Linked DNA regions of Homo sapiens: region 1 is linked to region 2. A link is a loop called in an ENCODE intact Hi-C map of the cell type or tissue named here. Cell type or tissue: gastrocnemius medialis. All regions are shown on one strand. Links, peaks and the distances in the headings refer to the core of each region. The heading gives the core; the rest is flanking DNA.

Region 1 (17,027 bases), core at 5,340-13,339, 360 kb after region 2:
TACATGATCTAATTAAGACACATTTTTAATTTTATAATCGCTAGCAAAAAAATGGAAACTGACATAACCTCCTTGGTTTCACTGCACATCTGTGGGATATTTTTCTCGAGGATCTTGTAAGAGTGTCCAGTAGGTGAGCTTCATACTGTAGCTATAATCATATGAATGATTTTCATAATCATTCTTGTTATTCCTCTCACAGAGAGCATTTGTTGAGATGTTTCTATGTGCCAGGCACTGTGCTAAATTCTCCACATGCATAGCTCCTATAATCCTGACAATAACCCTAGAAAGTAACCAGAATGATGTCCCTCATCTTACAGATGGGGAGGCAGAAGCTAAGAGTCTAAGTAATGATTGCAGTCTCCCAACTATGTAGCATTGGAGATCAGAATGAGATGCAGGTGTCTGAGTCCAGAGTCCACGCTCATGGGAAAGAGCAAGACTTTGGAGCACGGGGTCCTGGGTTTGAGGACCAGCTCTGACCTATACATGTGTGAAAATACTGACATCAATTTCACTGTTCCCAGAAATCAATTGCTCCCACCCTAAATAATCATATCTCAGAGAAATAAATCCTGCCTCACACAGTTATCATGAGGACCAAAGAAATTATTATAGTTTCCTTACCTATGAATTTTCTGAGAATAGACCATGTAGCAGATCCTTAGGAAATTCTGGTGGATGAATTGCTGGTTTCATGAGTTGCTTTTTAACTATACGTCACTTTACGAATTTCAATTGTCTTCATTATCGACAACTTTGCCATGTATTGACCAAAAGCTTCCAGACTGTAGAATCACAGTGATTCCAAAACTCTCCCAATGAACCTGCACTCCTTTGCAATACAAAGTTGACTTTGAATGCCACTGCCCATGAAATTCTGATCTAGGCCTTATAATAGAAGGCAAGTAGCTGGTCACCCTAATTACCAACAGATGATTTCAAAAATGAACTTTTTTTTCAGGGAAGTAGTTGAAAAATTATTAGAAAAACATTCAAAATGTGGTCAACAGCAGGGACTCAGCGTGAGGCTTGAAGCAAACAGTGGAATCTTTAGAAGCCTGCTTTGTGTGCCCACGGTCAGGGGAGCAGACACAGAGCAGATTGCAGCCCTGAGCCACTGCGGGAGCTAGAGGTACTCCTTCAGCCATCGGGTTTGGCAGGAAAAAAAAAAAAAGATTATAATAAAAAGTAAGGAAAATGATATTGCTCATAATGTAAATATCACAACCATGGGCCATATCAGATAGGGCATCTCCGCTATTTAAAATAACTCATTTGCAAAATATAATTTGTGAAATGTCTCCTATTCTGAGATGAAGTGAAACTACAGCTAACTGTACCCCTTGATGGGTTGCCCCCAGAACTGCTGATCATTCACTTTGATGCCGCAGTAAGTACCTCACTGGCATTGGCAAAATGTAGAGAAGACCCAGCTCCTGGCCCTTCTGCTATCAGATCTAAATATTTCAAACAAGACAAAGGCTGAGAGAACATCAGCGGGAGTTTATTTCTTAGCTCTTGAGAGGCAATTTGGCATATGGTTTCACTTTTAAAATCATCAACATCAGTCAATTCTTTCACTTAGAGATATCTTTCATGGTATGACACTGAACACAAAATAGGGTAAACTAGGGATGTAAATGTTTTATCAGGATCAAGAAATCCTTTTGACCTGAACATAAAACAGGAACAATGCATTTACTTCTAATTGTTTTTTTCATGGAAATAATTACAGTATGTATCAGAGTGTGTATATTGGTAGAGAGACTATCCACCTAGAAATCAGAACCCTGAAGTTCTGTTCCCAGCTTTAGGTAAGCCCCTTTTGGTTTCTTCATCCAAGACCTTTATCACGCGGTTGCAAGATGGACATGTATCATGTTCCATGCACTTCCAAATAGGCTACCTCATTTAATCCCCTTATTATTCCCACTTTGCAGACAAGAAAACCAATTCACACCAGGCCAACTGTTAGAGGCAGAGCAAAAAAGCAGAGGATGTGCAGTGTGAAGACTTGGGGTTGAGTCACCATTCCACCACACTGTCCCACTGTGTGGTCTCTAGCTTAACTTTTTTTTTTTTTTTTTTTTTTTGCGACAGAGTCTCACTCTGTCACCCAGGCTGGAGTGCAGTGATGCTATCTTGGCTCGCTGCAACCTCCACCTCCCAAGTTCAAGTGATTTTCGTGCCTCAGCCTCCCGAGTAGCTGGAATCCCAGGCAAGCACCACCATGACCAGCTAATTTTTGTGTTTTTAGTAGAGACGAGGTTTCACCATGTGGCTCAGACTGGTCTCGAACTCCTGATCTCAAGTGATCCAACAACCTCGGCCTCCCAAAGTGCTGGGATTACAGGCGTGAGCCACTGTGCCTGGCCTCTAGTTTAACTTTTATGTAAAGTGTATCCCAGCACACCCCTTATAAATATGGATTCTGCTTCCTTCTTTCTTCATGCTCAAAGACATAAAACTCTTGAGCAACAAGGCTAGGAATGTATCTGAATTCAAATTCAGATACATTTATTTTAAAGACCGTAAGCAATTTTTATTTCTGCAGAGGGGATGACAAGGTCACTCTGAGAGCTTACCAAGAACAGAAAGTGGAGAGAGCTCAGAGGCAGGAAATCTGCCGTGGGTCGGCCTGCCTACCTCCAATGAGTTGTGTTGTAACAGCCTGCAAGATACTACTTATCAAGGAAATCATTTTTTACACCTCTTTTTTGCTGATTATAAAAATATGTCTAGGTGCTGAATGCAGGGAAGCAGGGCTTTGCAGAGGCTTAGGCTGAGGAGATTTCTCATTCTAAATGACACAAATTCCTAAACAGAAATTAGGCATATTATTTCACAGAGATTGAGATTATAAAACATGCCATTTCTGGAAAAAAAAATAAAGTAATGCCTGCTAATGACGGGGAAAGGGAGAATAAGCAAAATGTTAAAATTTTGGTGCATTCACATCCAGTATCTATCAACACATGTATGTTGTGTATTTGCATGGAACTCTACTCTTCTAAAGTAACTTAAATTGTTTGTTAACAAATTTTTTTAGACTCTTAGCCTGTATTCCTGGATATGTTTGTTATTTCCAATTTTTTACCACTATAATATTGCAATGAGTAACCTCGTACATAAATTTGGCAAAGCCATTTCAGAAATATTTTCTAGGCACACTTAGGGCATGTTGTGAGTGTTTACAACGTGCCAGTGTGCACTATTTTATTAGCATTATCAGCTCAATCCTTGCCCACATCCCATGGTGTATCTTTGATTACTATTGCCTTTTACAGATAGGAAAACTGAGCAGAAGAAAGATTAATCCACTTGCCTTAATTCCTACAAAATTTACAGAGCCAGGGTTTGAATAGTCTATCTCCAGAGCCTAGACTTTTACTAAGAACATTGCCACAATTGCCTTGTCTCCTGATATTCAGATGAAAGGGGATTTCCCTTCACATCAGATGTAGCGTATAGAAGCCTCCCAATTAGAGAGTCCAGCTGGGATAACCTGGAAACACTCTGGAATCTGGAGTTATCCTTGGGTTGCCCTAGGTCCACAATGACCACAAAGCCTATGATGTGCACCAAAGTCCACCCCCGAGTCCAGCTCCTGAGTCCATCATGCACAATAGAAAGGACATTTATTTCAAGATCCCTAACAACACACAACCTGATAAAGCCACACTGCAGACAATTCTGCAAGCCTTTCCTCTGAAGTTGATTTTTCATCTTGTTGCTTCAGAGCATGTGTCATTCTTGACTAAATTTCTCTTCCTCCCATTTTTGCACAGGCTGATTTGTAATCCTCAAAGTTAACACAAAGTTACCCTGTGAAGAGTAAACCTATTGGGAAAACACACTAAAGCTTCATAGTCAGATTATAATTAGTTTCTGTGGAGGAAAAAAGAATGACAAAAGCTACAAAAACAAGTTGTTAGTAACACCCAACTTTATGTTGAAGATGAGACAGTACATTCTGTGCTCACATATGCAGAAAGAGGCAAACAAAATATGGTAGAGGGAGTCTCAAAAAGGAACCTCTGCCATCTTCAGAACTGAAAGCAGGATGTGTAAAGGAAAACGAATGACCTGAAAGGAGTTTTCATATAGTGTAGCCCACGAAGGCCAAGGCGGGAAACAGCATGCAGCCAGAGAGGGGAGAGAGGGTATAATGAGATACAGCTGAAGAAGGGAAAATTCTAGATGCCTATCAGAGACTTCCTGGCAGTGAGAACTGCTGGATTTGAGAATGGCCTCCCAAGGGAAAGGCGGGAAGCTCCCTCACTCAGGACACTGGAAACCGGACAGAGCCAAACAGTAGTGGCTCTGCTGAAGGAGGAAACCTGCAAACAGAGGATGAACCAGATAACCTGCAAGGCCGTTTCTTTCTGGATTCTCTTTGATTATAGTAATATAATCCTGCAGGGATGTAGGAAAAGTTGCAGGGGGTGCTTTGCTTTAAATTTTTGAGTGAACTTAATTCTGATGGTTGGTGCTGGACTGACATCCTAAGAGACAAAAACTCTCTATTCATCCATACAATGGATACAACTTTGACAGGGATACCTTTCTCCACTGGGCTTTACCAAATGTGTCCCCAGTCCAGGTATTAAAGTAGAAGGGAAAGCTGGATCCTTTCACCATCTGACTCATTGCTTCTCTTCATAGCTTCACCACAACAAAAGAGTATTGGTTATAAAGATTGGCTCTCAGACTGAATACCCTGCACTCCGCCCCCACCTAACAACTCAAATGTTACATTGTGAAGAGGCCACACAGAACTTTTAAAAGCACCTATCTGAAGGCCAGGCATGGTGGCTCACACCTGTAATCCCAGCAATTTTGGAGGCCAAGAGGAGAGGATGGCTTGAGCCCAGGAGTTCAAGACCAGCCTGACCAACATGGTGAGACTGTATCTCTACAAAAAAAGAAAAAAAATTAACGGATCCATCTGGGAGGCATCAAATTGAGGCAAACCACTTTCAAAGAATGGTATGTAGTAGCAAGCCTAGGTCTCTTATTCTCTTTTCTGCATGAACATATGTCAAAAAGGATGGATGGATAGATGGATTTGGATATAATTACTACATACCTTTTGCTTCTGGGTCTGGAATAAGAAGTTTTAATATAGCATCCTTTTCCCTTTCTTGTCCTTCTTTATCTTCCATCTCCCTTTCATACTTTCCTTCCAAAGGATAATTTTTATCCTCCCTCAAATTTGCTCAGAACACGCCAGGATAAGAGATCTCAGTTACGAGAAGTTCGAGTAAATATCTTCACCTGCCAGACTCTCTGCCAATTGATGCAGATCCCTTGAACATGCTCCTGCATCTCTCCTGAGTTGCTGGTTTCTTATTTTCTTTACTTGCATTTTTGCAGAAGTAACCTCAAAGTGCCAAGAAAGTTCTGCACATAAACCAAACAGTAACATTCATCTGAGATGCAGCTCTTTGATCTCCTCTTCCAAGTATGTGTAAATCTGAACGTTTTATTTTCTGTATTTCTCCTCTACCCAAGCCCAGCAATATTGACACAGCTACATAGCTGACTATCTCCCTATTATATGAAGGCTTGGTCTCACTACATACCAGTGCAAATTTTTTAATCTGCCTTTCTAGTCCCAAATCTCCAGAGCAGGTGGGAGGAGAATGTATGCAACCTTTTCATTTTCACCAGGTATGTAGACCTGACCAGACATACCTTCCATCTATATGGATGCAAACCTCACAGAGGCAAAACCCTCAATTCAGACAATGGTATAGGCGTGCGGTCAAGTTTGCCCTAGGTCCAAGTACTGATCTCAGGGATATTAGCAATAAAGGGAAGACCCAGTTTGCCCCTCATTTTATGAAACGATTTTAAACAAAATTCCCTGCATATTCTGAGAATGAATATATTTAATCATTAATTTCCTATAGAAGGTTTCTATTACACAGCAATAGACTCGGAGAAAAACAAGGCCTCACGAGCGGCCCCGCAGGGTTTGGATGGCGTTCTAGCCAAAGCTTGCCCACAGAGGTTGGAACTTGTTTTTCCCCTCTATGTTTAAGTAATCAAAAGAACATCTACTCAGTGAAAGAGAGAGAACTGAATTTGTCAGGAAGTAGTTGTTGCCTCTGATTTCCTGCTCCTTTATTAGAGACAAAAGCCTGCTATATAGTTACTTGCAATTGGTATATGGTGTGCATTGGCAGACCACAATGTAGGTGAGTAATGAATCCTGTGGGAATCTGAATGACCTGACCCAAGACCCCACTCACTAGTGAGCAGACAACCTGGAGCCTGAAAACACATTGTTTTCAAGTTAGCGAAAGGCAATTTTTAAAAAATTAAAATGCCAGAAAAATAGAACACAATGACAGCCCAACACAGAGTGATTATTTTCATGGCTAATAAAAAGAAAATGATTCAACACATACAATGCCCAAGGGTAAGGCATGACCAAGTGTAAGAAATGCACCTCAGTGAATAATTACCTTCTTGAATCCACTGACCCAAAGATCTCCTGCTTCAGGACTTGTATATCTCCACACCTGAACCAACTAGCGGGAGAAAGTTTCCTTGAAAAAGTACCTGATGTAAACCTGTAATATAGTAGAGCCATGATAACCTCTTCATGGCTCCTGGAATAAATGTATCACTCTATCTACCGACACGTCTGCTTCAACTCAGCGTCAGTACATTGACTCCCTTGTACTTCCAACACTGAAGGAGAATTATCGCTTTGTTAATTGTTCAATCCTCAAACAGGAACACAGTTTGCCAAGAGTGCCTCTCTCGAACGACAGAACCTCACCCCCTGCCAAAGCGCAGGATGACTAGCATAGACTGTGTACTGCCACTCAATGAGTTCTAACACCCTTAACGGGGTGGTGGTGGCCTTGCATGACCATGTCTAGCTCACTGGCCACAGAATGTCTGATGTAGTATCCTGGGTCTTTCACACAGGGGCCAGGTTTTTGGCCAAAAGGACCTGATCTCTCTCTTTGTACTCAATCATTTCCACCTGGTTTTTGTTTTCATTTTAACTCTCTCATAAGGAGACGTCCCAGCTGGGTCATCAACATAGTAAAGAAGCATTTATTCTGAACAAATAACATAATTCATAGGTATATATTGACTTTGTCTGTTGCCCCAGAGATTCTTTGTGTCCATACCCTGAAGCCATTTCAACATAACCCAGTCCAATATAACTTGGGATGCCAGGGCCAATTCTGGACATGAAGGAGCAGGTTCTCTCAAAGCCTTCTTGATTTGAACTCCGACTGAGGGAATCTATGAAAGCTCATCCACAGGCCTCCGAGATACCATCTGCCCCATGACTTAATTTGAAATTTCTTCCTATGGGAGCCCAAGCATGACCAGAAGGCAGGTCATGGTTAAAATGTTCATAGCCAACTAAACAACGGTCTGCTTGTTCTCTCCCATGAGTGACCAACCTTAACCATCCCCTCATTTCCATCCATAAAATTTTTCTATTATTTCGCAGAAATAACCTTTGAAATTTGTTTTATTTTACAAAATAGCTCTCAGACACGATTTTTAGAACACTTGCAGGACTTGCACACATGTGGTCTTCTCTTCTTTTTAAAGCCACTTAGTGACTTTACATGACTGTAATGTTTTGTTTATTACTCTTTGTGAGGAGAGCTGGGCTTGGTGGCTCATCTCTGATCCCAGTGCCATCCCCGTTGGGCAGCTGGGAATTGAGACTCTTCTTCTGTCATTATTGGCTGTTAAAATGTCTGATGCTTCAGTGCTCCTTGGCCTATCTCTCTCTCCACATGCTGTCTCAGCCTCCAGGGCCTATCCATATGGTTTGGACTTTTCATGAATGATGATCTTGAGTAGTTGGACTTCTTACATGGTACTTAGAATTCAGAGAAAAAATCATCCCAAGAGACTCAAATGGAAGCTTCGAGGCTTCTTATGAGTAAGGCTCAGAAATCCCTGAAAATTACTTCTATTTAGTTCCAGTAGTCAAACAAGTCACTAAAGTCAGTCCAGTTTCAAAGGAATTGGAGAAATAGATTCCACTTCTTGGCTGGGGAATGACATGTAAGAATAGAAAGAATTGATGGTAGCCATCTTGTATATAAACTACCACAGAGGGAATGCAACTCTTCCTCTAGCATTATGTTTTTCCACAAAGGTGTGAAAGCAGTGCTGTTTGCTCCCTGGTTTCTTATAAAGCTTTGTTTTTACGAGGTTTTTTTTTTTTTCATTTATAGCTCCATTTATTCATAGGCTTCAGATGTAAATCCATGAGAGTCTGGACTCATGAATGTTGTAAGTGACAAACACTATGCTTTACTCAGAAACTCTTCCCTGCTAATAAGGTATTATAGAACTAAGCTTGTCTGTTGAATTTGTTCTTCCTTTGAGATAACTTCTCTTCAAGGATGCTTCTTAGTTCCCTCAAACGCTGGAAGGTCCATCTTGCCAGGGCACCAGACATGCATGGACATTCCAGACTCCAAATGGTGACTGTAGCCTGGGCTCAAACAGAGACCACTGCTGCACAAGTTATTTCAGCACAGAGCCTGGCATGTGGGAGACGTTCAACAAGCATTAGTTCCCATCTTCTTCTCTTCTCTCTATACAGGGAGACCTAAGTTACATATCAGTTTATGATTCCCATCTACAGATGATAAAACTGAGGCTCGGAGAAGTTAACAGGTCCGATCAAGTTCATGTAACCAGTATGTGAAGGAATTGAAACTTGAGCCCAGTCTTCTGATGCTTAGTTTAGAGTTATTTCAGTTCCAAGGATTACAAGGGCAAGTTTACTACCTGAATTCAAAGGTATAAAATTGAGAGCAGATTCTTCAGTGGAAAAGAATATAGCAGTAAGAAAATGGGATGCCAGGGTTGGTACAGATAAGTATTGAAATAGAAGTAGCGTATCATAAAATTACACCACCCATTCACCAGTTTTGCCTGGAGCCAGCCTTATTATATTTTCCAGAAATATATCAGAGGGTTTACTCTTACAAATACATACTAATGATACTGTCTTAAGTTCTTCAGGCTAGTAAATAATTTTTAGCTTTGTGCTGCGCACTCCAAGTCCCCTTTAATCCCTCACGTCCTGCTTACAGTTAATGGAATGCAAAATTCCATCTTGCCCTGTTCTTCAGATCTCCCAGCAGGACGTCACTGCTGTGTATCAGTTACTAGGTGTGGGTTTCCTTTTGCACCAGCTTGTCTGCCTTCCGAGTGATGAAACGAAGCTTTCCCCAAGGAGAGAACCCAACATTATTTCCTCCTGCCTGGTCAGCTTCCACTGAAAGCCTGTGGCAGCCTTTGCTTCCAGCAACAACAGGCTGGTATCCATAACAAAGGCAGCCAGAGGCTGTGATCTGGCCGTCTTCAACTCTGTCATTTAGCCAACATGGTTTCCTAGCCTTGTCCCAGATACTATGCCTCTGGTCTTTGGTTGCCCTACTACCTGGCATACATTTAGGTGTCAGCAGACAAGATGAGCCTAAGTTCCCATCTCCTTGACTCAAGAGATCTGTGACTGTGCTGAATAAAGTTTACTTCCTTTACTGAAATTACCAGAAGACATCTGCAAAGAGGTCAAGTCACTGTAGGTCATAATCATAATATATTCACTTTTGGAGGCAAAATGCAAAAATGCTGCTCAGAATTAAGACATTTTTTACACATCCTGGAGCAAGAAGCAAACAAGTGCTTTAAATTCTGTGATGACTTTATTTTAAATTGTGTCACTTTTACACTGCACTTATTAAAATAAATGTGTTGAAAATTCTGGAGAGAAGACCAGTGTGAGAATTCCACCCTTGAATTAATGTAACTGTTTTCTCCTAGAGAAATATGCCCAGTAGGACCTGGCATTAAAATGAGAATAACTTCAGCCCTGCAGACAACCTCTTCAACGTTAGTGTCACCAAAGCAGGGAAGGGACACAATGAAAACAAATATACCATATTCACTTATCTAAAATAGAGTATAACACATCAGCCACAGCCAATTCATTCTATTCACTTTGAAAATAATGTAAATTATGTAGAGTCATCATAAAAAGAAGGAAAATAATCAAATAAAAAAGACAAAATTAAACTCACATATAATCACACTATCTTGACATAACCACTGTAAATGATTTGGGATATATATTCTTCCAAACCTTGCCCTGTGTGTATGTATATATATATCATTTTAACAAAATTAAGCTGCCTACAATTTGTAATTTTCTATCTATACTTAATAGAACATAATTTTCTATGTTGAAAAATGTACATCTACATTGCAAAATATCACCTATTTTTAATTATAAAGGGGAAAATGTGCCTTTATAATAAAAGCATCTGTTATCCTCCAGCCAGCGAAGCTTGACTTTGCCAGTAATTTGGTGGCCTGATACTATATGCTTCCTGATGCAATGTAGTGAGAAGTATGCACATCGCCTATTAAGTGTTCTTGCCTAAAATGTTTAACCAATTCTAATCATGATGAAACAAGCTAATCCAAGATGTTGGGCATTCTGCATAATGGTTATCCTGGACTTCCCAAAGGATTTGAAGTCATCAAAGAATAGAGGAGACAGTTTTCAAAGATTGAGAGCTACTAAGGATATATAATAGTTAACGTCATGAGTAAAATTTCATTGGAATTTGAATCAGAAAAAAAAAGCTATAAGGAATATTTTAGGACAATTTAAGTATGTTTGCAAATGATCTTATTGAATCCATGATTATTTTCTTAGGTGTGGTAATGGTGTTGTGAGAGAGAATACTCTTACTCTTGAAAGGAGTGCCAAATGAAGTATTAAGAGGTGAAATTTCATGACATTGGTACACTACTTTCAGAAGGCTGGGCCAAAAAGAAGAACCTATCCACAGAGACATGTTGTTAACACATATTCACTGCACCATTCCTTCAAGTTTTTGGTGAGTTTGAAATATCTCAAAGTTATTTATAAGGCATATGTATGTAACATGTAAGCAGGCATATTTCTCCTTATTATTCTTTCAACTTTTATTTTAGGTTCAGGAATACATGTGCAGGTTTGTTATGCAGGTAAAATCATGTCTCAGGAATTTGTGGTACAGATTTCTTGTCACCCCAGATACTAAGCCTTTTTTTTTTTTTGAAAGGGTTTTGCTCTGTTGCCCAAGTTGGAGTGCAATGGTGGGATCTCGGCTCACTACTCTCTGCCTCCCAGGTTCAAATGATCCTCCTACCTCACCTCCCGAGTAGCTGGGACCACAGATGCACACCACCACATCCAGCTAATTTTTGCATTTTTTGTAGAGACAGGGTTTTGCCATGCTGCCCAGGCTAGTCTTGAACTCCTAGGCTCAAATAATCCACCCACCTCAGCCTCTCAAAGTGCTGGGATTATAGGCGAGAGCCATCACACCCAGCTAGGCATATTTCTATCTCATCATATTTAATGACTAAATGAGATTCTATTATATCATAACCTATTTAACAAATCTCTGGTTTTCAACATTTCGTTGTTCCAATTTTTAACTAATATAAACAAGTTTCAAAGACAATTCTTGTAGTTGTTTGCATGTATTCTTCATTATTTATTTAGGATTAATTCCCAGAAGCAACTGCTCAATCAAGTTTATGAACATTTTTAAGGTTTTCAGCACTAACACCTGCAACCCAATTATTGGATTCAGCCCTGAATATTTTCTGTAACCCTCAAGCCCCAAAACCTGTTAATTCTCTTTAAAATTACTACAATTGTCATATGATAAGACTTCTAACACTGGTATTTTATTTCCCAAGTTGTTATAATTAGTGCTTTCACTCGTTGACAACACTTAGTAAATTTTTTTGTATACCCATGGACATTTCAACTCTATACAAAACTGCTTTCATTGTAACCATAGAGAACCTAGGAACTGTCCATCATCTTTTCTTGTCCTGTTCATCTGCTCTAAAAATGTCTATCTTTATTATTGGCAGCAACACAACTTTGGTCATTGTCCCCAACAAAAGTGGCACTACCCTGGCCTGACCAGAGGTTAGACCCACCTAGCAGTGTACTGCAGCCTTGTGGCACTTTCCATGACAACCACTCTGGAGGACAAGGAGTCTGGGTGCTGCCATGGTCTCGACCACTATCTCCAGGAAGTCATCTTCCAACACTTACTAGTTGATACACACATCACTACATCACACTTATTAAGCAGTATTACGAAGTGCTATTAAGTGTTATTAGCACTATTAGTGTTACTAAGCGCTGTGAGAGCAAACCCTAGCCAAACACTTTCAGAGCTGTTCCTCACAGGTTTGGTCTATTTAACAAGCCAAGCTCATCGTTATCTAACACATTGAGATGCAGCCAGCTCCCTTTACTTGCTCTGTCTCTCACACATACACTCATTTTCCCCACACTAAAGCATGTGCAGAATATTCTCCAGGACCTCACTCTGGCTAAGTGACCAAAAAGGAAAGGAAAGTTAAGAAAAATATACATAGCCATTTTATGTAGTATATTTTTTGCCAGTAGAAGTAAAATCGTTGACCCAAGAATCCAAACAAATTATGTTTTAGCTGGATCCCTTTCAAATAATAATAATAAAGAAAGTTTCAAATAACTGGAATGCAAGTTGCCATTTATGGAAGTGTTGAGATAAACTCATACCCATTTCAGGCTTCTCACAAGTTGTAGGATCAATATTTTCTGTTACCGGTTCTAATGTGGTATCCAAGCCCAAATCACGTTGACTAATAGCAGAAAGTTCATCCAAAGAAAACAGATAATGAGTTATATTAAAACCTTTCATCCCTTTCCAGAAGCAATTTTTTTCCTCAGCTCTCATGGGAGATCAGATTTCCAACCCCTCTTTGCAGTGGTTTTGGCTGCTCCTCTCACACTGAAAGCACAGGGGCCTTGGTCCTTCCATTGATTCATAAGTACAACACCCTACTTCTTGGATACAGAGCCATCGCGGAATGTTCGCTGGAGTGAGGCAGCGTATGGAGCACATGGGACATGCAGACCCAGGTAAGGTGTACAGGAGGCCGGGATCACCTGCAATGACTGTAACCTCAGGCAAATCTCACAACTTTTCACAGCCATGGATTTCACATTTATGCTCTGGCAACATTACCTCAAACCCACACTGTGTGGATTATGTGGAGAACTCTATAAACTATAAAAGTTACACAACATTTATTATTTTGGTGTACTTTAATTCAAGGGACAGTATTTAGCACATTGAGATGGTCTTCTGATCTATTTTTAAGAAAAGGTCAGCTAACATGAGATCTAAGAAGAGTATTATTCTGAAGTTACCATTAAGCTATAAGTCAAAAGACAAAATCTTGGTGTCAAAAAAATTGTTTGAAAATTTTACCAGTCAAAAATAATTTTTTATTAAATATATAAAATTTTCTATATTATGCAAAACCAAAAGATATGCACATTTAAATTTTACAGAAATTCAGAGGCACATTTATTTTACTTAGGTCACTGTTCGATGGGAGACCATATCCTGTACCCCTCTGCCAGGGGTGATGTATTATCTGGCTCAACCATGTGTCTGGAGTTGGGCCTCAGCAGAAATAACCTGCAGCTATTCCTCTTAAAAGTTATGTGACTTTGGGCAGTTAGTTTTCAACCCTGTGCCTGTTTCTTTATCTGCCCAATAGGGATAAAAATCCTTTACTTGCTCATCTGGTGACTGATTTTTATAAAGAACTGACGTCCTCGGCCCAAGGACTACCCCAGCTCCAGCACTCCCCATAGGAATAGCTAAGACTTTTATTGCAACATCTTTGTAATCCAGCTTCTTCTCTGCCTAATCTTGCATTCTTTACCCCTCAAAGATATTGTTGCCAAGAACCCTTCCCAACACACCCACTGTACACAAATCTCAGTGTATCAGAGTCTGATTCCTGGGAACCCAAACTATAACACCCCTTTTCAGGAAAAATGGACAAAATATCTATTCATAGAGGCTTGTAATGCTAAACATATCTTCTAGAGGTCATGCAAATCAGGTTAAACAACAAGAAAACCTTGGTGATCTAGTTTCTAACTCCTTCAACACCTTCTGTTCTGGAAGCTTAATTAGAGCAACTTAACTCAAGAGGGTAAGACAGTTTACCATGAATTGGTGGTCCTCACTCCCAGAAGCAATTCCAAGCATTTACTCTTTTCTCTAGATTTGCCTTTCCTTCCCATGTCAGTTATTCTTGCTTTCCCTTCCAAATATGCAAACCATCCATGTAATGAGATCTTGGTGTCTCCTCACCTGCAAGCATAGATTGCATGCCTGGCTCTGGCAACCCATGTTCTAACTTTATTTCTCGTTCAAGCTCTGTATACCATAGTCAACCCTATTTCCTCACTGCCTTGATCTTCAATAAAGATCAGAGAGCTATCCATCAGAGAGAATGGGAGAACTTCAAGGCAGACCTAAATTGGCTCAAAGAACAAGTGCCTCAAATGCTAGACGATGAGTTCATTTTTCAAAAAGAGATCCAAAGAACTCCTGAGTGGCATATAAAACCCTATTTCTAGACATGGAGTCTTTCAGACTGTATTTAGCTCAGAACATTATCTCCTCCCATTTTACTACCAGTTTTTTGTTTATTGTCTCTGGAGTCTGGTTCTAGCAGCCATCCAAGAAAACTGTGGGAATGTCTCAAAGCTGTTGCTAGTTATTCACCTTCATCACTGCTTCTACATTCCTAAGACTCCAAGAGCCTCAGTCAATTAGGGAATAGTGGATAGTGACCATCTAGACACCGTTTGCCACAACTGCTGTGTTATGGCCCCAGCCTTGATTTTCCAGATAAAAGTGAAAGCCAAGTATAAGGAATTGTTCCCTTGAGAGTGCTCACCTTGGCTGAATAGGATCTTAGAAGCCCACAGGTCATAGGCTCAGTTCTTAAACTGTAGATTTCAGTAACAGCACAGACAAAACATTACTGGTTCATCTTGTTTTTAAAAGGGCTCAGAATATGTAAACTTTTAAATAAACACCACTATCCTATGATCCTCATTTTTGAAGTGCCTTTGTGAGAACTGTTCATTTTTTCTTCTGTTCTTGCCACACCAAAAGGGAGTTATGGTGTTGAACTCACTTCATGCCTGAGACAGATCCATCCAAGAAGCAATACTTTGAACAATGTAAAGATGGCTATAAATGTTATATTGTATGTTTTCCCTCAGAACTTTAAAGAAATTCCAATATTTCTAGCTTGGTTGTTTGGATTTTTTCCCCCTGATTTGAGAGAGCTAGTTTCTCTCTCCCTCAACAAATTTCTTAGGAGGTCAAGATTTTTAATTATTTCTAGTCAGTAACAAAAAAAACCTAAGTGTACTTAAATGAATAAGATATTTACTTTTATGTTGTATACATATCACGGCTCCTCTTCAATTAAGGTAAATATATTTGCCTCTTTCTGTGGATTATTTTCCTAATTTTTCAGTGTCACATGATACTAAGTCATGGAGCAAAAAACAAATCCTTAAGTGTAGTTGGAATAGGACCGAGGAATCATTACTACTGTGTGCTGAAATCCCCTCATGATCAAGAATCAAAACTGACATATGATGAATTGAGCTAAAGGGTTAATAAGATGAATTTTTATCAGCGATGGGTTTAAACTGGATTTGGTTCTCCTGAATTTAGAATAAACCTAACTGAAAATGCTTTTTTTTTTTTTGAGACAGACCCTCACTACATTGCCCAGGCTGGACTTGAATTCCTGGACTCAAGTGCTCCTCCCACCTCACCCTTCCAAGAATATGAGACCGCAGGCATGTTCTACCTTACTCAGCTCTTACCAATATCTTTTAATGTTACATCAATATTTTTAGATAATAAACATTGTATTGTTGAACAAACTTTATACTCTAAGTTATTTTTTAATTAGGAAGAAACTAAGGAGAAAAGTTTGAAATAATCTTTGTCCCTCCCATTATACCTGTAATTACGTTTACAATTTTAGGAAAATATTTTAGAACTATAGGAAAATATTTTTAGAAGCCAACTTGGATGAATCTTGGGGAGCTCCAGAAACCTTTCACAACTTTTTGAAATGTAAATAACAATTAATTTATAGTTAATGTTTGTTTCTTCATGCCTGTATTTATAGTATTTCTCTGGGAACAGAGCTGTAGAAAAAAAAAAACAGATTAAGAAAGTTTAAAATGGCTCATGTAGGTAATTTTAAAATCTTTAAAAGATATTACCTATAGCTAGATTTCCTCTTGTTTAATTCTGCAGCTAGGATATAAGCAACCATACAAGTCCCTAAGAGAGGCAATGAGATCTATCAGAGCAACAGACTAGGAATCAGGACATGGGAACATGATGGGGGCCCTGCCGTGAACAAGTTAGGATAGCCACTTAAGTCACTTAAGTATTCTGAGCCTTGGCAGGGTGCAGTGGCTCACGCCTGTAATCCCAGCACTTTGGGAGGCTGAGGCAGGTGGATCGCTTGAGGTCAGAAGTTCAAGACCAGCCTGACCAACATGGTGAAACCCGGTCTGTACTGAAAATACAAAAATTAGCCAGGCATGGTGGCGGGCGCTGTAATCCCAGTTCCTGGGGAGGCTGAGGCAGAAGAATCACTTGAACCTGGGAGGCAGAGATTGCAGTGAGCTGACATCGCACCATTGCCCTCCAGCCTGGGCAACAGAGCGAGTCTCCATCTCAAAAAAAAAAAAAAAAAGTATTCTGAGCCTTAGTTTCCCAATCTATAAAATGACTGCCCAGACCCCCTCCTCCTCCAGCATTCTGCAGTTTCTTATTCACTTAACAAACCTTATTAGAGCCTATTAAATGCAAATTTGCTTTAAAGAGATTATTTATGTTGCCTTTGTTTAATATAATGCCAACGCCAAATATTACATGTTTATATAATGCTTCACTTTTCACATCATCCTTTATCCTCAAAATAATCCTATTTAGATAGATCAAACATTGCCAAGATCATTTTTGAATGAGTAGACATAGACACAGAACAACTAAATGACTTGTCCAGAACCAGAGCAGCTAGCAACAGAGTCAGTTCAAGAT
Region 2 (12,469 bases), core at 398-8,397:
AGAGAAAAAGAAATGAAACAATGGCATACACTCAGTAGTAGCATTTTCCTGTTATATAAAGGAATATGGTTACTCCTAAAAAACAGCAGCAAAGTTAAGTAATACGCAGAATGAGTTACATGAAACGAGAACTAAGAAAAATTTCTGAAAATATTCAGTTTCCAATCATTTGGAATATTTCTTCTTTACTTCTAACCAAAGGAAATACTGTTATTGTTGTTGTTCTAGTGCATTTCTAACTAGTGAAGAGTAGATGTACGTTTTGCAACAAAATCTTAGTTATCCTAGAGGCCAAAATTCCAGTGATATTATGCATCTGGGAGGGCATAGAAACCAGAAAATTAAAGGGGCAAAAGAGTTAAAAGTATGTCTAACAAAAAATAAATCTAGAGTATCCAGCAGTAAAACCATCAAACCAAAACATGATTTGGATTTTGCCCAAATGACACTTGACACTTAGTGTTTCCGTGGTTTGATGTCCAGAAAAGATAAAGCCACTTCAATGTTATAAGAGTCATAAAAGTCAAACCACGTCAGCATGCAAGCCACGAAGTGTAGAAGTGTGGTGGAAAAGAGAAGAAAATAAGAAAGGGGAATGGCAAACAACAAAGGCAACAAGTGGGGAATATTGCAAGTAACAGATATTGACACAAGGAAAAAAAGTTAAATAAAAGGGCAGCTACTAAAATGGCAATGCTTTGCTTCACTGAAAGTACAGGACAGTTGGGCACTGTCGATGAAAGGACAGGAGTTGCGGGAGTGGCCAAGAGTTTCAGGGAGCGAGTACAAGAAGTATTTATATGACAATGATAATATCTTTCTTTACACAACACCTAATTTGTGCCAGGCCCTTTGCTGGGATCTCTACCATATCATTTGAATCCACAGAAGCCTGCAGAATGCATTATCTGCTTTCCACAGGTATGGAAACAGCACAGAAAGGTTAAATAACTTGCTCAATGTTCCACTCCTGTGTCAGGACTTAAACTTTGTTAACACCATGGATTATATATTTTCTAGTACCTACATGGTCTCCTGGATTTTCCAAAATTGAAATGTGGAGATTCTGGCAATCATTAGGGTCTTCTGTGTGGGGACAACACTTCAATTGGAGAGGAGCTATGCTAGAATGTTGTCATGTCATGTAAATACTGGGTGAATCTGAGGTGGCTGTCTTGCCAAGGAATCATATTTTAGAGCTCGCAAGGGAATACTGAGCAGAAATGTTATTCCATATAAAGTGCATCTCAAGAAATATGTGTGTCTTTGGTTCATCCTAATTGAAAATACAATTTTCTTAGCTTATATGTTAGGTAAAGTTTCTTTTTTGATGACTGCCCTTGTTTCTGACTTGACTTCAGAAAGTGGAAGTACCAAATGACAAACCATGAAGTTGCAGAATTCTCTCACTTTTTGGCAGTACATTTCTGATTTCATAGAGTATTTCTCAAGCAGTTTTATCATGATGGTGATACTAGACAGAAAGATTCTTAAGGGTAGACACTGTGTCTGATCCATCTTTTATCTCCAGAACATAGAACCTAGCATGGCCTCCTCTAGACATGGTGATAAGAAAATTGTGATGATGGTGGTGGATTTAGAAAGGAGACACGTTTCAGGGACAGAATCACCTTGTCCAAAGGCAAGGAGGTGTGCACCATCAGGTGTTTGTAGAGCATCACAAATCAGGATCTCAAAGTTGTTCATTTACCTGAGCGCGATGGCTCACACTGAAATCCCAGCACTTTGGGAGGCCGAGGTGGGTGGATCACCTGAGGTCAGGAGTTTGAGACCAGCATGGCCAACATGGCAAAACCCTGTCTCTACTAAAAATACAAAAAATTAGCTGGACATGGTGGCAGGCGCCTGTAATCCCAGCTACTTGGGAGGCTGAGGCAGGAGAATTGCTTCAACCCAGGAGGTGGAGGTTGCAGTGAGCTGAGATCTCAACATTGGACTCCAGCCTGGGTGACAGAGTGAGACTCTGTCTCAAAAAACCAATCTATTTGGGAGATGTTTCCCAAGTTCCATAAAAATAGATGCTGCTGGTCCAAGGGTTGTGACATTTCTTTTTAAAGATGGAGTTTTGCTCTTGTTGCCCAGGCTGGAGTGCAATGATGCGATCTTGGCTCACCGCAACCTCCACCTCCCAGGTTCAAGTGATTCTCCTGCCTCAGCCTCCTGAGTAGCTGGCATGCACCACCTTGCCCGGTTAATTTTGTATTTTTAGTAGAGACGGGGTTTCACCATGTTGGCCAGGATGGTCTCGATCTCTTGACCTCGTGATCCGCCCACCTCGGCCTCTTAAAGTGCTGGGATTACAGGCGTGAGCCACTGTGTCCAGCTGGGTTGTGACATTTCTATAAAGCAAGCATATTCAGAATTGTGACACTCCTGTCCCTGTCTTCTCCCATGTCCAGGTGAGGCTAGGGGTGGCAGGGAGTTGGGGAGAAAGCATGTTATACTGCCAGAGATGGTTCTTCCTTGTCTCTAAGGCCCGGGCACATCTATTGCCAGAGCCACAGCTGAACAACATCTGTTCTGTTCTAACTTTCTGTTTCTCCCCATTCTCTCTTCATTTGAGCTTTTAAACTGCCTTTAAAACAGGAGCCACAATGGGCCTGTATGTGCCCTCAGCTGTTTCTAATTCTCTCCCAGGCCCACTCTCTCCCAATAAATGACACATTGTAGAAGGTGTTTTATAGCCTGACTTGTTAATAGAGCCAGATCATTCTGTAACAAAACCAAACATGGCAATCAGTGTTAAAACACAAAATCACCAAAAGCTGAGTGAGATAAACATAGAACTATTTGTCATCTATAAAAGAAGGAGCGGGACCATCTAATTTTAAAAATGCTTCTAATTCTAAAATTCTAACCTTTAAAACAAGATTCCCTCACAGTTGAAGGACACACGGCTTTATACTTGGGCTATTGGATTTTTTCCCTATTTGTGGGCTTAGTTTCCCTCCATAGATTCTACTATAAAGTACAAGGATAATTAAATCTGCTCATTTTCTCTTTCCTAGGGATTCAGGACTGAATCAGATAATGTCTGTAGAGCACTTTAGGACTTCTCATGCCACACCATTGAATGTAAAAGATAATTGTCAGCAAGTAGCTGCAGAAGCCACCATCAGATAAAACATTGTTCCTTATGCTTTCATAATTAACGATAAGCATTCCCCACCACCCACCCCGCCGGCCTTTCTTTTCAGACTGGGGAAAGAGAATTCTGAATGGTGATCAAGGTCACATTTTAACTTGCAAATGTCAAGAAGAATCTCATCATTCTTGGTTATTTTTGATTGATTAATATATTAGTTAATTGCTGATGAGTTGCTAATGAGCTAATTTATATGCACAGATAGGATCTAACTATGACATAGGAGTAGCATGCAAAGCTGCAAAGCACTGCTAAACAGATCATGGGTGCTGTCCATGGCACCTCTCAGGGCAGGTTAGAGAGAAGAGTGTGGAAACATTGTGCCTCTCTTCCCACCTACTCAATAAAGACAACAGGGAAAACACATGGAGGCATCTTTGGCCATGAACTCCTCACTGCTTTACTAAGCAGCCACCTGTAGTATTAGAATACTACCACTAAGTGGCACCATCTCATTAGTATTCTCTTTTATCAGACTCCTGAAACCTGCTGCGCCTTCTCTTCTGGACCACGGAATACATTTATTGTTCTGTGTTGGCTGATTTGGGTTTAGCAAAAGGGATCTGCTTTCAACATGCTCCTGTGTTTTTTTTCCTCCTTTCCCACGTGTTTCTTTCATTCTTGGGAATCTGAGCCAATACTTAGGCATACGCATAGAGATGAAGGCCATCGTACTGGTAATAACCATAACAGACAACTTAAAGAAGACAAATACTAATAGTGAGCTTTTTAATTTGTAGAGATGAGTTCCCACTATGTTTTCCAGGCTGGTCTCAAATTCCTGGCCGCAAGCGATCATCCTGCCTCAGCCTACCAAAGTCCTGGGATTACAGGCATGAGCCACTGTACTTGGCCCTTTTTTTCTGCAACAATCCCCCAAAGCCTGAATTTTTTTTTTATTTGTAAAAAATAAATAGGGAACTTTAATTGAAGGCTTTTATTTTTGTACTGGGGGCTTTCCAGGTATTATTTCCCAAATTCATCAGCACTCAGTAAGGTTGCCTTCATTTTGTGAGCAAAGAAGCTGAGATTCAGAGAATTAAAGCAAACTTTTCAAAGATGCCCAATGAGAAGGTAAGTGAGACACAACAGGAGTCTAAGCTTACATAATGTCAGAGCATTAATGATCTTTGAATCATTCATGTGACTTAAATATTAGGTATAGTGAGAAAAGACAGAAAAAGTCTAACCCTTCGTGAAGTTCAAAATTGGAAAGGGAAAATAGAGTAAGTGAACCAAATTATTTGTAATACAAAACAATGAGTTATATATGAAATCCATCAAGTTTATAAAGGGTCTGAAATTATTGGGGACACTTACTAGGTACATGCCTCCAGTCCAGGAGACATCCTGAAACCAAATCTTCTCTTGAAGTAGAATTTTTCTGAAAGGGACATAGCTCTGAAGATGAGAGTGAGGAAGTTAGAATAAAAAATATATATTCTCGGGTTTAGCCCTCAAACTCTTGAATCTTTGCTGAAGATGATTTTGTTTCATGACACATTAATTTGTCCTATGTTATTTGAGGTGACGTCTTAGCTCTGTAAATAAGTAAAGGAGATCTAAGTAAACGTTTCAAAGGCTAACAGGCCAAACTCTCCTAGACTGATTATCCCCCAGAACCCCAGGAAAAGCAAGAGCCAGGAATCTCATAATGTGAAGACAAACTAACATTGACGTGTTATGGGCTTGACCTCCCACTTCATGTCTTGCATGCATCACTGTACTTATAACAACCCAACAAGATATGTGTAATACTACATTCGTATTCCATCAGGATGTTGAACTTAGGCAGGTTCAGCACTCACCAGAGGTCACACAGCCAGTGAGTGGTGAAGCTGGGATTCCATCCAAACTGGCAGATCAAAGAACTTGGCTTTTAACCTTTAAATACACTGCCTCCACTTGGCATGCTACATGGTGGTGAGCAAATGCTCTGGCCATTGTAATACTAACTTAAACTTGATTTATGTTTCAAAGAAGTTTCAAGTACATTATTGAATTTGATGCTAAGAACAATCCAATGAGAAAGGCAGTTTAGATTTTCTTATTACCACACCCGCCCTCTAACATGCACACACACAGACACAGACACACACACCCCAGGAGAGTTTAAGTGACTTGGGTTAAACCACAGAGCTACTAAGTGGCTGACCCTGAACTTGAACCTAAGTGTTCTCATCCTTAGCCTACTGCCTTTTTCCTGTGACAGCAATACCACTTCACAGTAAAAAAAAAAAAAAAAAAAAAAAAAAAATGAGGTAAAATTTCCTCCATGTCACTCAGAACATGACATTATCTCCAAAAGTCTCTGTTAAAAGTTAGGCAAGTGGCCAGGTGCAGTGGCTCACACCTGTAATCCCAGCACTGGGAGGCCGAGGTGGGTGGATCACTTGAGGTTATGAGTTTGAGACCAGCCTGGCTAACATGATAAAACCCCATCTCCACTAAAAATACAAAAATTAGCTGCGCATGGTGGTGCATGCCTGTAGTCCCAGCTACTCACAAGGCAGAGGCAGGCGAATCGCTTGAACCGGGAGGCGGAGGTTGCAGTAAGTTGAGATCGCACCACTGTACTCCAGCCTGGGTGACAGAGTGAGATCCTGTCTCAGGAAAAAAAACAAAGACAAGTTACTTAGAAAATATCGTATGAACATCAAATCATATTAATACGTACAGGTGTATATTTTAAATCACTTTAAAGCTCCCTATAAAGGAGAATCTAAAACTGCTTTTTCAAAATTTTTGCATGAATAAATTCAGACACATGTGTAGTGATTTACATAAGTTTATCCAGAAATCAACATCTGTGTTTTGTGTGTGTTATGGATAGAGAGATTTGTACTTTATTTGCACTAGCCACATGCAACAAATGTATAAAGATAAAATCTCTATTCAGATACAGTCTAAGATATCACAATTAGTTTTTATTTAGTCTCAATTTTCTGGTACCCTCTAAGCTGTAAAATCCTGGGAATCCAAAAAAAAGAGTTCAAAAGAAAGGGCCTGAGGGCAGCAGTCAGTGGCTGGAGAGTCAATAGGGGAGTCTTAGAAGTCATTGCACCACTCTGAACCCCACATTCCTCACCTATAACAAAAGGGCTTAGAAGAACTCTAAGATCTCTAAAATGCTAAGGAATAATTCTTAACCTCGATAAAGTCTGAAGACTTGTTTTACTCTGTAAGGATCTACATTTTAAAATAAGTAGCTAAGAATTTTCCATTGCCGTCTTTTAGTAGTAGATTTTTATTGACACAGAACACTCAGGGCTATTTTTCAGAGCCCAGATTTATCCACCTCCCGTGTGCTTCCACTAAAACCGACACGATGTACAGTCTCAGGCACTTTCTCACTGTTTAATAAAAAGGTAATTGGGTGAAGAGCCGTGAGAAAATACTAGTGACTAGATTATTCACTCTTCCGCTGGCCAATGGTTCCTCTGATTTTGGCCCACAGGGGGCCACTTTGATTCGCTGCTGAGAGGTGGCGCTCTTGACCAAAATATCCTCACATCAACGCTGGTGGAGGCTTCCCACTTTATGACTTCCTTATAATAGGCCACAGATGTTCAGTGCAAATGACTGTGCAATACATTGATATCAAAAATTGTTATCACCATACCCCATTCCCTTGGATGATGAATTTCATTTAGAATTACAAAGGAGCAGGAAAAAGGAAGAGGAAGAGGGCAAAACCTCAAAAGACTTCCAATGTTTCAAGAAAATGTTGGACTTTGTTGTGCGCCACTATCAAGCTTTTTCCAAATTTGGTTTCCAAATTACTACGGCAAAGAGGTGAGGTTAAAAGGTTTTGCTGTCTGCAGGCAGAAGGCATCTTTGTGCTGATATGTACCAGCATTCATGTAGAGCTCTAGAGAAAGAGACCCAAGTACTCAGAGACTTTCAAAGGTACAAGTATTATTCTTAGTAATAAACCCCAAATTGTTATACATAGAAATTTGAAATTTAGAATTTAATAAACTGTAGTTCAAATTAACATAGAATCCTCAGAAAGCAAGGCATAAGGATTTGTTTCCCTGATTTAAACTGATGATATGATAGGATGCATCTCTTTATACCCTCCGAATCATGAATCTTTTCACGGCCATGAAATAAAACATGTTAGGGTTTTCTCTTGGCCTGGGGACAAACTGGCTGCCCTTCTGTTAGTCCCATAGATCGGGTCAACTCTCCATGGATATACCAGTACCCCCAGTTTCTGTCTGTCATGACAACTCACCTTGGACAATGCTTCAAATTATTAGATAATCCTTATATTAAAACAAAATTTGTTTCCCTGAAGTTTTAAATTTTAATTCATAAACAAGACAATACTTTAAGATTTTTTTGAGCATCTGCCATGTGCCAGTCCTTGTGAGGGCTTACAAATAAAAAGGTGAGGAAGTTATATGTAGTTTACCTGATCTTGTGGAATTTATAGCACACTTCTCTAGTTCTCTCAATTTTTCCATCCTAATGCTCCTAGGAAATAGATCACATTCCCATTGTAACAGTGGCACTCTACAGCAGGCACATGAGCATCTCAGCAGAGAAAGGAATTATAACCTGAGGAAGTCCCCAAGTGACTCTACTTACCACATGCCCCTCTTTCAGAATCACTGCTCCAATGGCTCTATATTCCTATAGAAGTTTAATCCTACATCAACAGGGTGGCAGGTCAAATATCTGAAGACAATTATTACGCATCTTCTCCCCCAACCCCTCAATATTTGCATCTTCAGGCTTAACATGCCACAGAATTCAAACTATGATGGTTGTGTTCTTGAAGAAAAGACTGGCTCAAAAAAAGCTATTGAGAACAGCTGTAAATGCATTTACATCTGTAGTTAAATGGAACTGAATCCATCAGGCAGAACCAATAGCTGAGGAGGAGAAAAGGTGATGAGAAGACAGAAGCCTGGGCTACGTGCAGTGCATTGAAATGTAGGCTAAAATGAGCAACCAAAAATGCGAGGAACGTGGAAAAGAGAAGAGGGATGCATTGTCCCATCATCTTGTCTTTCTTCATTGTAAGACACAATAGATTGTTCCTTGTTGGGGATTGGAAAGGAAGAATTATAGAAGCAAGCATATTCTGTACGGATTGGTCAAACAAGATTTAAAGCGAGAGACAGAGAAGGAGGAGGAGGGGGAGGAAAAGAAGAAGGAGAAAAAAAGAAATTCTAGGATAAAAATCATTCCCCCTTATAGAGCTGGAATGTGTATAATGTAAAGAGACAGTTGCATTAAAGCATTAGGCCTCATGGCCTGATTAACATCATTTGATCTTTTCCTATTGAAAAGACCCTATGTGTTTCCAAAGGCAGTGGCTTTTTAAATAAAACCAGAAGTCTGGGTGAGCAGAAAGCTGTTAGAAGAGAAAGCAACTTGTTTTATATTTAATCATCTTTTTATCCTACGTGCTTCATAATCTTCAGTTTCCTTCTCTCTGTCAGTAGGGGATGCATATAAAGTTAAAAATCTAGACTCTGGGAGATCTAATATGACAAAAACCAACAAATAAAAATTCACTATGACCTAAATTGGTCAGATCAGACTTTTGGGCTGCCTGTCTCCAGGAGCTTTTTTTAAATTTTTTATTTTTTCTGATTTTTTTTTTCATCTTTTATTCTCCCTCCTCTCAGCTATTTAGCTAACAATCACTAAGCGATTTCAGTGAGATTGATTAGCACACCATCATACCAGTTTTTTTTGTGATTTACTTTTTATCTTGCTTTTCTACATTCTTTTGCAAGTTTCTGGTGAGATTGGCGCTCTTCCTGAATTTGAGAGTGACCATCAGAAAGCCAGAATTTTCCATTAAGCAGTTCGGTGAAGCATATTGGTGGGGGCAACTGGAGCATCTCCACATCCATGCTGTCATCTCAGTGTGGCCGGGCTAAGAGACGGGGAGGGCTTCTGGTTGTTTGAGAGGACAGAGCAGTCATCGTAACTAGTTCAGTCTCAGTGGCCCATTCAGCTCCTGGCATAGCTGCCAAGCCAGCCAACAAAGGACCATTGTAATCCTGACGGTTTCCCAGCAATGACCGGACAGGCGCAGACCACCAACCAGCTCATTTCACTTACACTGTTCACAAGTAAGACCATGAATGGAAAAAAGTCAATGGCAAAAATCCCACATCCTGCTAAAGTTGGTTATGTGGACACTTTTCTAGCGAGCGAGTCTGCCTTCAAGCTGGTAATCCTCATACCTGTTTTCTTTGTTTGTTTGTTTTTAAGTACAATTAGCTTGAATGATAATGCGAAATGCTCGTAGAATCCTACCAAAAATTAGGTTTGAGTTTAAAAAAATAAGAATATAGCATACAATACTTTGAAAAACAATGTATAATAAAAATAAAATGCCATAAATGTAAAGCAAAATTGAGATAAGTTTTGAGGATAAAAAATAATAATTCCAGCTAGTGTGAGACCACTGTGACTATTAAAGAATTAAATTTTGGTGTCTAAAAATGGAGTTTTCAACTATAAAATGGAATTATTTGAACTCAGTTTCCAATTTTAGATACGCAATCAAAAGTCTGCCTTTTCTGTGAACCAAACCAATGACATCTCTAACTCTGAATTTTTAAAAGTAGCAATACACCTTGGGAGGCTGAGATGAAAGGATTATTGCCTAAGCCTAGGAGTTCGACAGCAGCCTGGGCAAAATGGTAGGACCTCATCTCTGTTTTTAAAAAAAGTAGCAATAAGTAAAATAAAATGTTTAAGAACAAAGGAAATTCAGAGGTATGTATCATGTATTTACCACTGATTGAAAGTCAGGATGTATTTTTTTTTCTTTTTTTTTTTTGAGACGGAGTTCCACTCTTGTTGCCCAGGCTGGAGTGCAATGGTGCAATCTAGGCTCACTGCAACCTCCACCTCCTAGGTTCAAGCGATTCTCCTGCATCAGCCTCCCAAGTAGCTGGAATTATAGATGCCTGCCACAATGCTCGGCTAATTTTTTGTATTTTTAGTAGAGACGGGGTTTCACTGTGTTGGCCAGGCTGGATGTATTTTTAACAATCAGATAAAATGATCTTTTAGTACATTTCAATTAAAAATGTGGCATGATTCCATTTATTTAAATTGCTTTCCTTGTAAGTACAAGTTATAATAATGGGATGCCACATTTACTTTTCAGTTATCAAATATTCAAACAAATGATAGTATTCCGTGCTTGTGGGGGACATGGAATGAGAATATGGTGTTTCAACTAGATCCACAATTTTAGAAAGCAGTATAGCAGAACCTTCATAATGGTCTACCTCTTTGACTTCATATCCTTCTTCTTATATTTTATGTATGTATATGAATTATAGAATTTTTTTTTTGAGATGGAGTCTTGCTTGCTTTGTTGTCCAGGCTGGAGTGCAGTTGCGCGATCTCGGCTCACTACAACCTCCGCCTCCTGGGTTCAAGCAATTCTTCTGCCTCAGCCTCCCAAGTAGCTGGGACTACAGGTGTGCGTCACCATGCCCAGCTAATTTTTGTAATTTTAGTAGAGATGGGGTTTCACCACATTGGCCAGGATGGTCTCAGTTGCTTGACCTTGTAATCCGCCGGCCTCTGCCTCCCAAAGTGCTGGGATTACAGGCGTGAGCCACCGCGCCCAGCCTATAGAAATGTTTTAACTATACATATACATAATATTATATTCCAGGCAAGATAAGAAAATAAATACAATATAGTTCATCAGATCAAAAATAAAAGCAAAGCCAAAGAATACGAAAAAACAAAGGCCCCAAACAAAATGAGACTAACAGAGTCACTGTTAAGTAAATTGTTAACAAGTAGATGTATATGATTGAATACTATGTAGCTATTAAAATTAATGCTTCCAAAGATTCTTAATAATAAGGGAGAATAATTATTTAAATATTAGTTGAAATGAGAAGCTATAATTGAGTGGCTGGCACTGATTTTAGCTTACAAAAGTACAATAAAATATTTATAGTCATGATCTTGGTCAGTGGAATTTTGGTTGATTTTTCATTGTTTGGGGCTCAGGGAGATTTGATATAACAAATCTCTGGGAGATTAATTTTTCAACGTTATTCCCAAAGAGCATATGACATTTTTTATAATTATAAAATAAAATCTTTGTTGAAAAAAAAACTTCTTTCTGAGAAAGCAGGAAAGATCCAAAATTGACACCCTAACATCACAATTAAAAGAACTAGAAAAGCAAGAGCAAACACATTCAAAAGCTAGCAGAAGGCAAGAAATAACTAAAATCAGAGCAGAACTGAAGGAAATAGAGACACAAAAAACCCTTCAAAAAATCAATGAATCCAGGAGCTGGTTTTTTGAAAGGATCAACAAAATTGATAGACCGCTAGCAAGACTAATAAAGAGAAAAAGAGAGAAGAATCAAATAGACACAATAAAAAATGATAAAGGGGATATCACCACCGATCCCACAGAAATACAAACTACCATCAGAGAATACTACAAACACCTCTACGCAAATAAACTAGAAAATCTAGAAGAAATGGATACATTCCTCGACACATACACTCTCCCAAGACTAAACCAGGAAGAAGTTGAATCTCTGAATAGACCAATAACAGGCTCTGAAATTGTGGCAATAATCAATAGTTTACCAACCAAAAAGAGTCCAGGACCAGATGGATTCACAGCCGAATTCTACCAGAGGTACAAGGAGGAATTGGTACCATTCCTTCTGAAACTATTCCAATCAATAGAAAAAGAGGGAATCCTCCCTAACTCATTTTATGAGGCCAGCATCATTCTGATACCAAAGCCGGGCAGAGACACAACCAAAAAAGAGAATTTTAGACCAATATCCTTGATGAACATTGATGCAAAAATCCTCAATAAAATACTGGCAAACCGAATCCAGCAGCACATCAAAAAGCTTATCCACCATGATCAAGTGGGCTTCATCCCTGGGATGCAAGGCTGGTTCAATATACGCAAATCAATAAATGTAATCCAGCATATAAACAGAGCCAAAGACAAAAACCACATGATTATCTCAATAGATGCAGAAAAAGCCTTTGACAAAATTCAACAACCCTTCATGCTAAAAACTCTCAATAAATTAGGTATTGATGGGACGTATTTCAAAATAATAAGAGCTATCTATGACAAACCCACAGCCAATATCATACTGAATGGGCAAAAACTGGAAGCATTCCCTTTGAAAACTGGCACAAGACAGGGATGCCCTCTCTCACCGCTCCTATTCAACATAGTGTTGGAAGTTCTGGCCAGGGCAATCAGGCAGGAGAAGGAAATAAAGGGTATTCAATTAGGAAAAGAGGAAGTCAAATT

The links. A loop is a pair of places that touch in the nucleus more often than their neighbours do. Peaks named below come from ENCODE experiments on the same cell type or tissue, not always from the same donor. Only the 100,000 strongest peaks of a DNase experiment are listed, where the experiment ranks them.
Region 1: a loop joins it to region 2, with 3 times the contacts of the local background. A loop is called at or near these places in 4 of 110 quality-filtered maps.

Annotation. Positions count from the first base shown.
Region 1 is chr6:125,661,479-125,678,505 of GRCh38, forward strand. The region is part of intron 2 of HEY2-AS1 (HEY2 antisense RNA 1); the gene reads right to left. LINC02523 (long intergenic non-protein coding RNA 2523) reads left to right here and starts at 12,875. Exons shown (of 4, transcript NR_038906.1): 1 at 12,875-12,997. RefSeq lists an enhancer at 8,976-9,686. In gastrocnemius medialis, for the core only: no CTCF peak of the experiment used is centred there; a DNase peak (open chromatin) is centred at 9,323; H3K4me3 peaks cover 935 bases; H3K27ac peaks cover 1,333 bases.
Region 2 is chr6:125,307,652-125,320,120 of GRCh38, forward strand. No RefSeq gene overlaps it. Among named protein-coding and RNA genes, the nearest start is that of HDDC2, 12 kb to the left of the region's middle. RefSeq lists a cis regulatory region at 1-108. In gastrocnemius medialis, for the core only: CTCF peaks have their summits at 3,598 (motif pointing right) and 6,626; DNase peaks (open chromatin) are centred at 760 and 6,650; H3K27ac peaks cover 1,531 bases.